3 separate regions of the Homo sapiens genome follow, and regions 1 and 3 are each linked to region 2. The links are chromatin contacts, found by Hi-C or POLR2A ChIA-PET in ENCODE. All regions are on one chromosome and are shown on one strand. The core of a region is the stretch at or near the end of the contact, and the rest is flanking DNA. Distances in the headings are between cores, read along the strand shown. Region 1 overlaps NF2 (NF2, moesin-ezrin-radixin like (MERLIN) tumor suppressor). Region 2 overlaps MTMR3 (myotubularin related protein 3). Region 3 overlaps NF2 (NF2, moesin-ezrin-radixin like (MERLIN) tumor suppressor).

Region 1 (3,704 bases), core at 533-3,032, 340 kb after region 2:
CCCCGCGGAGCATGCAAACAGCTCTGCCACCTGCACGCCCTGCCTGGGCACTGTCTCGCCCCTCCAGTGGGCAGGCTCCTCACCTGTGGATCTTTCACCATCTGCTGCTTCTAGAAAGCTCACTGGCTGTTACATTTACAGTACACCCATAGGCAGGAAGTATTCATAAAGGAAAAGGCAAAAGCTCAGAAGAAATGGCAAAAAGCTAGCCCTTCATAAAATAAACTCTGCCTCCGAGTCTTCTTTTTAAACACATGAAAACCAGCTAACAAGTTTCCTGGTTCCCCTGCGATGCTCTCATACCCTAAGGTGTGCAGGCCCATCAGTGTTAGGTACATCTTCCTGCTCAGCAACCGGCCTGGGTCCCTCTACACTGCCCAGCAACACCTGCTTGCTAGAGCCAGAAGAGGCCTCCCAAGAAGGCCTTCACCTTGTCCTATGTTGCACTGTGAGTTGAGCACTGAAGCCACTCTGGTGAGTCCCATTCCCACCCTGAATTCCAAACAAAAATGTCCATGCTCCCTTTGGCAATCCAGCAACAGCCCTCCCCTTGCCCAACCTTGCCTGCCTGGGGAGTGGAGTCCCCCCAGGAGGGCGGGGAATTCCTCGCATGCACAATGAGTATCTTGAAGGTTATCCAGGAAGAAGAGGTCTCCAAATTTCAGCAGGTAATGAAGCAGAAGCACCTCAGGGTGTACAACCAGGGTCTCGAGGACAGTGGCTGCACCAGTCTGGGACTTGCCAAGTCTGGTCAACTGCCTTTGAATCCTTCTGAAGACAAGTGAGCCAAGCTCTGGTGAACCTGACCAGTGACGTCTGTCATGCACTGTCCTTCAAAACTTTCACTGAATCTAGACAAGGTCCAACCATGGGAGTCCCGCAGCCAGGCCCAGTTCCTTGGGCAGGCTATAAACCCAAGGGCCCTGCTCAGAGTCTCCAACCCAAAGCGCTCCTGCCAGTTCCCTGAAGATGCCTACAAGAACATGAAGCCTCCGCACCAGGCATGGGCTGACCCGCTGCTCTCCTCCAGCTGTCTCTTCACATCTGATTAGAATCAGCCGTGTGAATAACACAGGAGGAATTAAGTTCTCTCTCGACTGAACCGGCTGCTCAAGTCTGTCACTAATCCAATTCCATTCTGAGGAGACGAACTTCCTTTTCTTTCTCTGGGGCAGATCTATGAGGCTTTATTGCTATCTGACTGTTCATCTTCACATCCCCCCTCTGATCCACTTGTTGGGTCCTGGCTTTTACTTCCTGCCCAACATCGAGACTCAGCCCCGGCAGGGTCCCTTTTCCCCTGCCCACTTGTCCATAAAACTGCCAGCTGTTTGTGACAGCCAGCAGGCTGTGAGACGGCAGGGGAGAACTTAGGAGAGTTCCATTCTGGCAGAGCTGGGCCTCCTTACGCTCCCCAAATTGTGTGTGGTGTGACAAAAACAGACACATCCACCCAATCTAAACAAGTTCAGATTCAGGAGACACATCTGTCTACTTAAAAAGACAGAAGAGGCTGGCTAAAAGAACCTGGTACCCAGCCGGCACTCTCTAACCCAGGCATGCAATCTGCATCTTCAACTGTTCCTCCTCACTGCTACCTGAGGATTTTGGGTGGCCCATTAGGGTACTTCTGAGAAATGGCCCCAGGGTCTGGAGAAAGCAAGCCTGGAAGGCACCTGTGACAAACATTCTCCTGCTGCCCTGCCAGCAGCAGACGGCTTCCAGCTACAAAGCCTCCGCCAGCATCGTTCCTGAGTGCCCCCTGCTGGAAAACCACAGCATGAGGCGCACGGCCAACTCTCCTTCCAGCTCTCCTCTAAAAGCCCTTTTGGGGGATCGTTTCCCAAAGTGATGGGAGGGTAACTAAATGTATTCCGGCACGGAGCCTGCAGCAGCAAGGCTGCTTGATTAAGAATGAATTACACTTTCATCAGCACAGACAGAAAATTGATTCACAAGGCTGCATTGTGATCATCTTGTTCCTAAAGCAAGGGAAGGTTGGGGGAGACACAGAGCTACTTTGGCTATCAGTGGTGAGAGAAAGGAAGCTGTACAATTAAGCTGGGGAACAAAACTAATCAGAGCACCAGGATTCCTTCAACTAGTCTCTGGGGGCCTTGCCTCAATCCACTCATCCCAGGGGAGGAGAAAAGAAGGTAGGAGGGGACCATCTCATTCATTTTAAACAATAAGACTCACAGTACTGAACCCATTTTAGATACTAACCTAATAACTCCAGGCGCTGGGTCTCTGCTTGTCCCATAAAAATGCAGTGGAATTGAAATGTGAGCCCTAAAATCATGTTACACTTCCTCTCCACTACTACATATTGAAAACGAAGGAGCGGGGGAGGGTGTAGACACAAAAGGACGTGCAGATCCTCTGGCACCGGATCCACAGGGAGAAAGCAGACTCAGAGCAGAAAGGTGACAGCTGAATCCAGCAGCAGCAAATTCCAAAAGAATCTTTGGTTTGGGGTGTGGGAAACCTTCCCCCTTCCAAATAAGCAAAGAGGAAGGGCCAGTAAAGGGGGATGGCTGTACTAAGTGGCCAGATCAAGCTTTTCTTTACTTTCTCTTTTTTTTTTTTTTTTTTTTTTTGAGACGGAGTCTCACTCCGTTGCCAGGCTGAACTGCAGTGGCGCGATCTCCGCTCACTGCAGCCTCTGCCTCCTGGGTTTAAGTGATTCTCCTGCCTCAGCCTCCTGAGTAGCTGGAACTACAGGCGCATGCCACCACGCCCAGCTAATTTTTGTATTTTTAGTAGAGACAGGGTTTCACCATGTTGGCCAGGATGGTCTCAATCTCTTGACTTCGTGATCCGCCTGCCTCGGCCTCCCAAAGTGCTGGGATTACAGGCATAAGCCACCGCGTCCGGCCCAGATCAAGCTTTTCTGCAGTCTGGCTAGGGACAGCTGCACCCAAATGCCATATGGTGATGTGCACAGTGGGAGCACTATCCACACACTTATCCTACACAGAGGTGGAACGAAAGGCCAAGTCCACCCCAATGAACAAATCCAATTTGTTATTAGCGACTTTATCTGCTCTCAAGAGAAATCTGCCACTGAATACCCAAGGGGCCCTTTTTGTGTATTAATCCCTGAGGGACCCAAAGCAGCAAAAGCTGCCTGAAAACCTGTCTACCTGCTTTGCAGGCTGCCCTGTGGCACTGGCCGGCGGGGCCCTCCGCTGCTCCTCTGTTCCTTCCCCTGACAAATGGCCTAATGGGCCTGATTCACCTCACTGGGCAGGTGGCGGCTATCTACTGAGTGGTCTGAGCAAGAGCCTTAGGAAAAAGGTCCAGATAGACTGATGTCATTTTAAAATTGCCAACATCAAAAGAGAAATCACAGCAAGGATCATGAGAACAGAACCTCGGGCTCGCAGAACGAGTTTGCATCTGGCTCTTCCCTCCCACTGTTGCAGCAACGAATCCGGTGCCGAGGAGAGCTGCACTGAAACACATCTTCAGTGCCGAGGGGCCGAACAGGGTGTTTTACTGCCTCAAATAAGGCCTGGTAATATCCTCAGGCATCTCCAAATGGTGGTAAAGTACCTAGGCAGGCAAGGCAGGTTTGTAGGCTCTTCAACACCTCCCAAAGAACAACTGCTTGACCAGGTAAAGTCTCTTAACCAAAAACAGGATTGGCTTGTTGACTTTTAGAAGAGGCCGATACAGTCTTCTATCTAGAGCTACCAGAA
Region 2 (3,809 bases), core at 483-2,982:
CCTTGCCTTGGATCCTCACTGCACCTGCTTCACCAGCATCTTGGCTCTTCATCTCCCTACCCCCAGAGAAGCTTTCCATTTAGGAGCTCGCAACGCCCTTCCTAGGCCATGCCAGTGTTTTAATTTGCTGGAGACTAGCCCACAGGAACAATAGTGGCTGTGTGTAGACACGATGGCCATGGCACACACTCATGGTTTTCACAACTTCATATGAATACACAGACTGGGCTGCCTGGCGGACTGAGGGTAGCTGAGATGGCACATTCTCCTTCCACAGAAGAATGATTTCTTGTTTTCAAACGCCTGCTGGGTGGCACTTACGGCTTTCACACTAGAACCAGCTCAGCTGGCTCTTTGTGTTTGTATACTTTAGGTAGAAGGTACATTCAGAAAGTGACCCTAGAGAGACTGCCCCAAAGAGTGAAGGCCTCTGGGGAGCTCTGAGCAGGTCACTCTGGATCTTAGCCAACTCACCACAGATGCTGGGCTGGCGCCTCTGGAGCAAGGCACCCCTCAATACCAACCTTCCCGAGGGAGGAACAGCATAACATATCTCACCCACAGACCCATGTGATGGGAGGGATGCCCAACAGTGCTGTAGGGTAAAGAAAAATCTACCTCTGTGAAGAGCAAGAACTAGTATTGAAGTGACTAGATGCCACAGTCCTGCTGTAAGAGCTAAGGAGCAGAGGTTCCTCTCTGTGTGGAGAGAGGGCGGGAAGGAGACCTCTAGTTGACTGCATAACCCAATCACATCTAATTCCATTTCTGCCCCCAGTTCTCTCTGCCCACCCATAGTCTATCCTTCAAGAACAACAGGCAGAAGCATTTTCTCACCCCCACCCCACATCTCCTTCCACTCCCCGACTGAAGGGGCCAGAGTACTGGCTGCCCTGAAATCAGAGCAGCAGCTAAAAATGGAGCCTTGAGGCGAGAGGTAGTTGTAATGACTACTGATGGGAACTCTTCAGAGAAGGAGGAATAGCTGCCAGGTCAGATCCCTGACTGCTTTGCCCTCTTTTAGCCTGGGAGATTTTAGGAGCAAAATCACTGAGGAAATGCGTTCAGTGCTTGAACATCATGGTGAGGCTCCTTGCCAAGGTCTAGAGTCGGAAGGCTATCTGTAGCTTTCCTTTGCCAAAGGTCAGTTTCCCAGCAGGCCCTCAAACACTTCTGTGTGAGAGGGAAAAGGGACGAAGAGGGGATAAACCACAGGGCAAAGAATTAGGAAGTGTTAGCAAATGCTACCATGTGGAACACTCAACTTTATTTGCTTTATTTATATATTTAACAATTCTAAAGTATTTACTTCTTGCTTTGACAAAAAATGAAAAATATAGGAGCACTGACTGACTCCTCTTTAGGAGAAAAGGGTTATATGTACAGCTATGGAGAGTTACGGTTCCTCCTTTAACAAAGGAAAATATTAATAAAAAAGTGCTTCATCGATCAAAAAAGAGCTAAGAGCTGCAAGCATTTATTCACACTGTACATCAGACCCAAGAAACCCGTATCATAACCTCTTGGCACCTGTCACTAGGAAATGCACAATCTTCAATTAGACCAACTTTTTCCCTACCTGCACGACTAGATGACACAGAATGTGGAAAAGAACTACACCCTGTTTCACCACGTTCAAACTGTGTTGCCACTGGAAGTCAGAGACGTGCTCAGATGCTCTGGGCTTTGCCTGGACTGAGAGCACCAGGGAAGCCTTCTGGGCCACGCCTTAACCACACCCAGGCATGCACAGAACCACCTTCCTGAGACACACCTTGCCCTTGGTCAGGGAACTGCTACCAAGGGGAAGAGGAATACAGGGCAGGGCCAGAGCTTAAGCATTCCCTGACCTTACCCCTAGTCCTCACCATGATCCACCCTGTCACCAGTTAGCAGCTTTCAGCAGAGTCAAGCATGGCCTCCCCAAGAGGGAGGGCAGGCACAAAACATGGATGCCAAGATTACAAAGCACAAACCTAACTCTTCTCCAACCTTCCCCACACCTACCTCCACAAATATTCTTGATTTAAGGCTGTTTTTGGACCATATCAAAGCTCACTGAGGAAAGGTGCCCTGAATCTCCTCAAGGCCATGTCACTTCTCTAAGGAACCCTACGAAGTCACCAAGTGGCCCTTCACTGCTGGCCAGCAGCCAGACAAGTGCCCACTCAGACAGCCAGGAGTGGCAAAGGGGGACTGCTCAGCAGTTATTCCTGTCCCAAGAAGAGAAGAGGAGAAAGGCTGATTGTATGGGACCTGCTCCCTTTTCCAGGGGCTTGTAACTCTAAAGGCTGATTCTACCCCTTAAAGGGAAGATCCATGATTGGTTTGGTTTGGGAACGGGGGATTTCTGGAACCCTGAGTCTGGATTTCCCTGTGCTGGCTGAGGAAGAGATTGTTTAGGGGACCAGGCCCCAGAATGGGGACCCAGGTGTGTCTGGGCTCAGGGCAGGCTTTGGCCTTGACTGCATAAACATTTTGACCAGTCTGTACTCATGCCTGAGGGTGGGAAGTGCTACACAGCCTGGCCCAGGAAAGCAGCCCCCTGAAAGTAAAAGGAGCCCAAGACAATCTGGGTCAAGTTAAAAATGGGATCCCACGGGGGACAACATGACGGCTACCCACTCCCAGCCCCTCGCCTGCCTCAAAGGAGCATCCACTTTCCTTTCCCAAAGAGGCGCCTAAGGGGATGCCATTTACCGTGTGCCTCTCCCTCCAAACATCAGCCTCATTTATCCATCTGTGAGGGGACTGGCTCAGCTCCTCGCAGGAGGGAGATGATGCCCAGGGCAGTGCTCTTGGGGAATATGCTTCCAGCCTCCCCAGCAGCAAAGGGTTCCCAACCAGCTCTGATGTGGCGGTGGCGTGAGGAATGGTTGCATGTTAGCACTGGCTTTCTTCCCTGCTCACGGTCTCAGATCTCCATACTCCTGGCTCTGACCACCATCCTCCCACCCGGAAGAAACAAGCCATCCCTCAGTGTCACGTGACAGCAGGCAGCTCGGCAGTTACAGTGGGCCTGGCAACCCTTGGTCTTCCATCAAAAAAAAAAAAAATTAAGACAACCAAGGGAAAGTTTCCTTTTTTGAAGGCAGAGGAGGAGGATGGAAAAGGTAGGGAGGGAGTAGGGGGACAGGAAAGAAAAATCAATCTACAATCCAGTGGTGCATCCCAAATCTGTCACTCTGTACAGGTGGTTCCACGCTCCCATTCCAAAGTGCACGGGCCTCTCGGTCTGCCCAGGTTGAGTGGGCCTGTCATAGGAACAGCAGCTTGGCCACTGCCCACCCAGGTCACTGAGCTTCAGTTGGAAGTGGCAGCAATGGGCTTATCCAGTTCAAGGTCAATGCTGGAGCTTGTGGGATGTAGGCTGCTATAGCAAGACTTGCATACTCGACTGGGTTCAAAGAGCTGCTGGCTGGGAACTGGAACCTTCTGGTTACAACAACTGGAGCAGAATACGTTCCCACAATTCCTTGAGATGAGAAGAAACAGAACAATGTTAGTTTTGGCCAGCAGGTATGCGGAGGGAAACCAACTTCAAAAGACAAACTTTGCCGTGTGTAATTTGCATGTGCTGGAGCTCCTTGAGATCAAACCCTTTCATCTCTCTAGCCCAGGAACAAGCTGGGTAGGGAGGGTGTCCCTACCTAGCAGAGTCACATGTCATTTTCACTTTGGGGCCAAGGATTCTTGGCTGCCTCACCACTGACTCAAAAGAATGCTGCTCAGGTATACAAAAGAATGCTGCTCAAGAGAGATCTGTAAGAATACATGGTCCTAACAATGGGTTAGTCCTGATCCAGGAA
Region 3 (3,835 bases), core at 41-2,540, 390 kb after region 2:
ACAAACAAACAAAAAATCTTAGGGTTTAGAGACTTGCTATAAAACCAAGAAGGGAAAAATAAGTTAGACCTCTGATACCTGATTGGTTTTTGCTAAAACCTGATTCTACAGGGGAGTTTTCAAGTAGGCTTTTCATTTTTAACACATATGAATGAACAGTGGGTTCTCTACAAGGTACTCAACAGGAAAGCCCATCCCTTCTCTGTGTTTGCAGTCAAAGTCAAGCAAAGCAGCAACCTAGATGGAAGAATATCAGGACCACAGCAGACAAGTAGCTGAGATGCATACTGGCTTTTATCTTTTAGCAGGGCCGTTTCTCCTATCTGTCCTTCAACTTCTGCCCTGTCTCCTCTCTGACTATAGTGGGGCCACTGGAACACTATAAAGATTGAGGTCTTTAGGGATTATTTTGAGAAGAATAAAAGAAAATGATGAGTTTTATTTTTAACAGATGATCTCCTTCCTCGTTTTTAAGGCTGAGTAATGGGCACATCCATTTCCCAGTCTGACAATAGGACAAAAAGCTTTTTAATTCACCAAAAGTTTTAATTCCTACAGGCAGACTTCACTGAAGAAATGTTATTTTGGAAAACTAGAAGTTTCAGGATGCTGATTATCCTCTTGTCTCTATTTTAAGGCAGCTCTAGTATATAAATTATAAATGACTACCTTGCTACAAGATAATGTAACATTAAAGAACAGGCATTAACTTGGAAAAGGTAAACACCCAAGGGTTGAGAAGATCAAGGTAACGATTCCCAATCTGCCATAACTCATGGTCATGGCTGGGCTGGGCTTTGGCAAGAAGGGGCTGTCTGTAAGTGGGGTGTGCAGTGCAGAGAAACAAAAGCTGCCAAGGGAATGATGAGTGAATTTCCTGACATGGGAGTTTAAATTCTCCAGCATAAAATTGTATTAATGCAGTTTTCCTGTATTCCCTTCTACTTTGTTTTTAAAATGCAAAACTGTCTTTGTTGAATGCAAAAAGACAATGTATTTGTCCCCTTGGCACTTGCAATACAGTGAGAAGTGCATCAACTCTGACACCAATTCAGAATGCCCTACTTAGATTTTTAACTTTGACACAAAGGATCGTAGACTGTCAAGAGTTGGAAATGAGCATGAGTAATTACCTAATGTAGACTCATACCCTTTTTGTGCAAATAAGGAAACTGAGTCACAGGATTCTTTGCCAGCTGCCAAAGCATACACTGGCCTTTTTCACGGTGATCTAACATAGGCAAACCGCAGACCCTAGAGTGCCTCTTTTCCTGTTCTGTGGGGTCCCTTTGTTCTTGCTGTCCAGCACTCCCCAGACACCTTTTCCAGTAAGTAACCAGTGTTTGAAACAAAATCCATTCTCAGAAGAGTCAGATATTGCTCGTTTACAGCTCAATGTGAATTAAGCCTCTGTTACCTCCCACTTATTCTTTCAACAAGGATTATAGAGCACACCCTACATGCCAACCAATGTTAGACACTGATGCTACAAAATGGTGGAAGCAGTGTTCTGCAGGAGAAACAGGCAAGACCTAGGTCAGAGAAGGCTTTAAAGAGCAAGTGAGAGTTAGATGCAGGAGAGAAGGAAATAAGTCTTTTTTTAAAAGTCATGCTTTCTACAGGAAACTGCAAGTCATCTTGTAAAGCTTAAACAGACAGGAGGTGGCATGGCGGGAATGGGGCTCCATTTGGGACCAGGTGGCTCAACTTCAGCCAAAAGCTGCAAAGTCTTTGAAGACCCTTGAGCAGACGAGTCATAGGCTCCAATCTGCAATCTGGATGGGCTCTGACAACAGGGTGGAGTATGAGTTGAACAAAAGAAGCCCTGGATCAAGAAGGCCAGAAAGTAGGCCAACCCCTGACATAAGGAAGGCAGTAGAAGGGAGAGAAGGCAGCCTGAGAAACGGAAAAGAGGCAGAGTCACAGAACAGGTGCCTGAACAGGACCAGAGGAGACAGAATTAAGAGGGACACCTGTGTGTCTGGCTTGAGTACCAGGTGGTTCCACTAAAGGAGAGATGGAATCAAGGAGAAGCAGCAAATCTGGCAGGGATAGACCAGCAATTAAGTTTTAGACAAGATGAGTGAAGGTGCCTGAGGAAACCAAGTAAAGACGTTCAAACATATTTGATTTAAAGCCCTAATTCCACTTATAAAATAAAATTTTGTCTTTAAGCAATTAAGAAGTCTTTCTGTTTGGTTAAATCTAACCTCAACATGTTGCTACCTACATCAGGTTCCACTTTCCAACAAGCCCTTCCCCAAATGCATGAGGTTTGCTCAGTCTTCCTAATTTGGGTTTCTACTTCTTTAAAAACAAGCGCCATTGGTCACAGTTGCTCTGGGTGGTTCTCAGGACACCCTGGGAAAAGAGGTCTTGGGGTGTGGACGGGACTTCCAGGTGTCAGCCAACTTGCCAGAATATGACCAAGCTCATCTTCAGTGTCATCACTCATCCACTATACCATGCTGATGCTGTGAAGTGACTCACTGTCCTCTGAACATCTCCCGAGACTGTAGGTGCCTCAGCACAAGGGCAGTATTAGTCCTCTTTCTGCTCCCCACAGTGCCCAGGCAAGTGTGTACATACAAGACATGGCAAACAATGGCTGTCCACAGGACGGACTGTGGACGGACTTGACTACTTCAAAAACCCAAAACTCAAAGACTTAAAGCCAGTTAACTCCCGCTCACCCACCTCTTCCACAAATAGTTAGTGAACACACACATTGTGTCCAAGCACCGCCCAAGGTGCAGGGGACAAATGGGGAAAAAGAAACAAGTCTCTACACTCAGAGGACTAGGATATGAACTAGCTGGGAAAAGATAATCACCTCCTTCATCGCACACATAAAAACCCCAGGAGTGGGCTTTCAGCACTATAACACTTGTGAGTGCCACAACAGGACACCCAGCGGCTGTGGGAACCTCCTATCCTGGGCAGGTAGGGAAATGACATCTAAACTGGCTCATGGTAGAAAAGAGGAACCAAGTGAAGACTGGGCTTGGGGAAAGAGGAGCAAGCAGGTAAGTATGTTCCAGGCAGAGGGAATAGCATATGCACAAGTCTAGAGGCAAAAAAGAGGTCAGTCGTCCTTACAGGAAATGGGAGTAGGATAGTTCAGTCTGGCTGGAGGATAATGCTATGTTTCCAAAAGGACCGAAACTACCATCTAAAATCAAGAACAAAAAAAACAAAATAAAAATAAATACATAAAATCAATTCTTTGTCAACTAACTCTACCTATCTCATCTGAACCAAAAAACACAGAAAGTTATCTGGTGACCATTTTCTCCATTCTCCCAAGTAGGGAACACACTAATACCATTCTAGAAACAAGAGAGAAGTTAAATTGTTACCTAAGATGGATGCCTCAGGACATGAGGGCTTAATCTTTCCAGGAACTAGTCTAAAAGGAATATAGATAAGTGATGGTTGTCTCCATTGGTATGAATCTCTGCACTGTCACTGTGTGACCTTGGGCAAGTGACTGAACTTCCTTGTGCTTTGCAAAGGGGATAATAAACAGAACTCGTCTTAGCAGATTGATCTAAGGATTAAGTGCATTGATTCATTTAAAAACCCTAAGAGAGTGCTTGGCCCATAGCAAATAAATACTCAGTAAGGGGTAGTTATTGTTAATTGTAACTCTGCCACCTCTCCTTAGATTCTCAAGTGGCACTGTTTAAAGCCTCCCAGCCCTGCTTCACACCAAGGATGATGGATGACAGATCACAAAGGGCACCATCAATTCTCACTGAGCTAACCATACTATCAGTCATTTGACAAACCTTTATTGAGCATCCACTACGTCCTGGTCATTGTGCTCAAAACA

What was found. A loop is a pair of places that touch in the nucleus more often than their neighbours do. ChIA-PET counts read pairs that join two places held with the same protein, here RNA polymerase II (POLR2A).
Region 1: a map of dorsolateral prefrontal cortex shows a loop between it and region 2 (2.0-fold over the local background). The contact joins two enhancer-like sites. A Hi-C loop is called at or near these places in 3 of 168 maps with a recorded cell type or tissue (dorsolateral prefrontal cortex and heart right ventricle).
Region 3: a map of esophagus muscularis mucosa shows a loop between it and region 2 (2.2-fold over the local background). The contact joins two enhancer-like sites. A Hi-C loop is called at or near these places in 3 of 168 maps with a recorded cell type or tissue (ectodermal cell, esophagus muscularis mucosa and psoas muscle). POLR2A ChIA-PET finds 5 or more read pairs at or near these places in 1 of 52 experiments (activated naive CD4-positive, alpha-beta T cell).

The regions. Positions count from the first base shown.
Region 1 is chr22:29,688,074-29,691,777 of GRCh38, reverse strand. All of the region lies in intron 15 of NF2 (NF2, moesin-ezrin-radixin like (MERLIN) tumor suppressor), which reads right to left. Among named protein-coding and RNA genes, the nearest start is that of CABP7-DT, 30 kb to the left of the region's middle. RefSeq lists enhancers at 1-549, 1,833-2,333, 2,553-3,052, 3,053-3,554 and a silencer at 1,749-1,980. Within about 2 kb of position 1,782, at least 4 of the 41 ENCODE cell types and tissues checked have a DNase peak (open chromatin) inside an H3K27ac peak, as active enhancers do; they include dorsolateral prefrontal cortex, where a contact is called at or near this core.
Region 2 is chr22:30,025,296-30,029,104 of GRCh38, reverse strand. It overlaps MTMR3 (myotubularin related protein 3), which reads right to left. Exons shown (of 20, transcript NM_021090.4): 20 at 1-3,475. The coding sequence ends at 3,304. All of the region lies in intron 3 of HORMAD2-AS1 (HORMAD2 and MTMR3 antisense RNA 1), which reads left to right. Among named protein-coding and RNA genes, the nearest start is that of MIR6818, 20 kb to the right of the region's middle. Within about 2 kb of position 1,732, at least 7 of the 41 ENCODE cell types and tissues checked have a DNase peak (open chromatin) inside an H3K27ac peak, as active enhancers do; they include dorsolateral prefrontal cortex, where a contact is called at or near this core.
Region 3 is chr22:29,631,511-29,635,345 of GRCh38, reverse strand. All of the region lies in intron 1 of NF2 (NF2, moesin-ezrin-radixin like (MERLIN) tumor suppressor), which reads right to left. Among named protein-coding and RNA genes, the nearest start is that of NF2, 30 kb to the right of the region's middle. Within about 2 kb of position 1,290, at least 2 of the 41 ENCODE cell types and tissues checked have a DNase peak (open chromatin) inside an H3K27ac peak, as active enhancers do.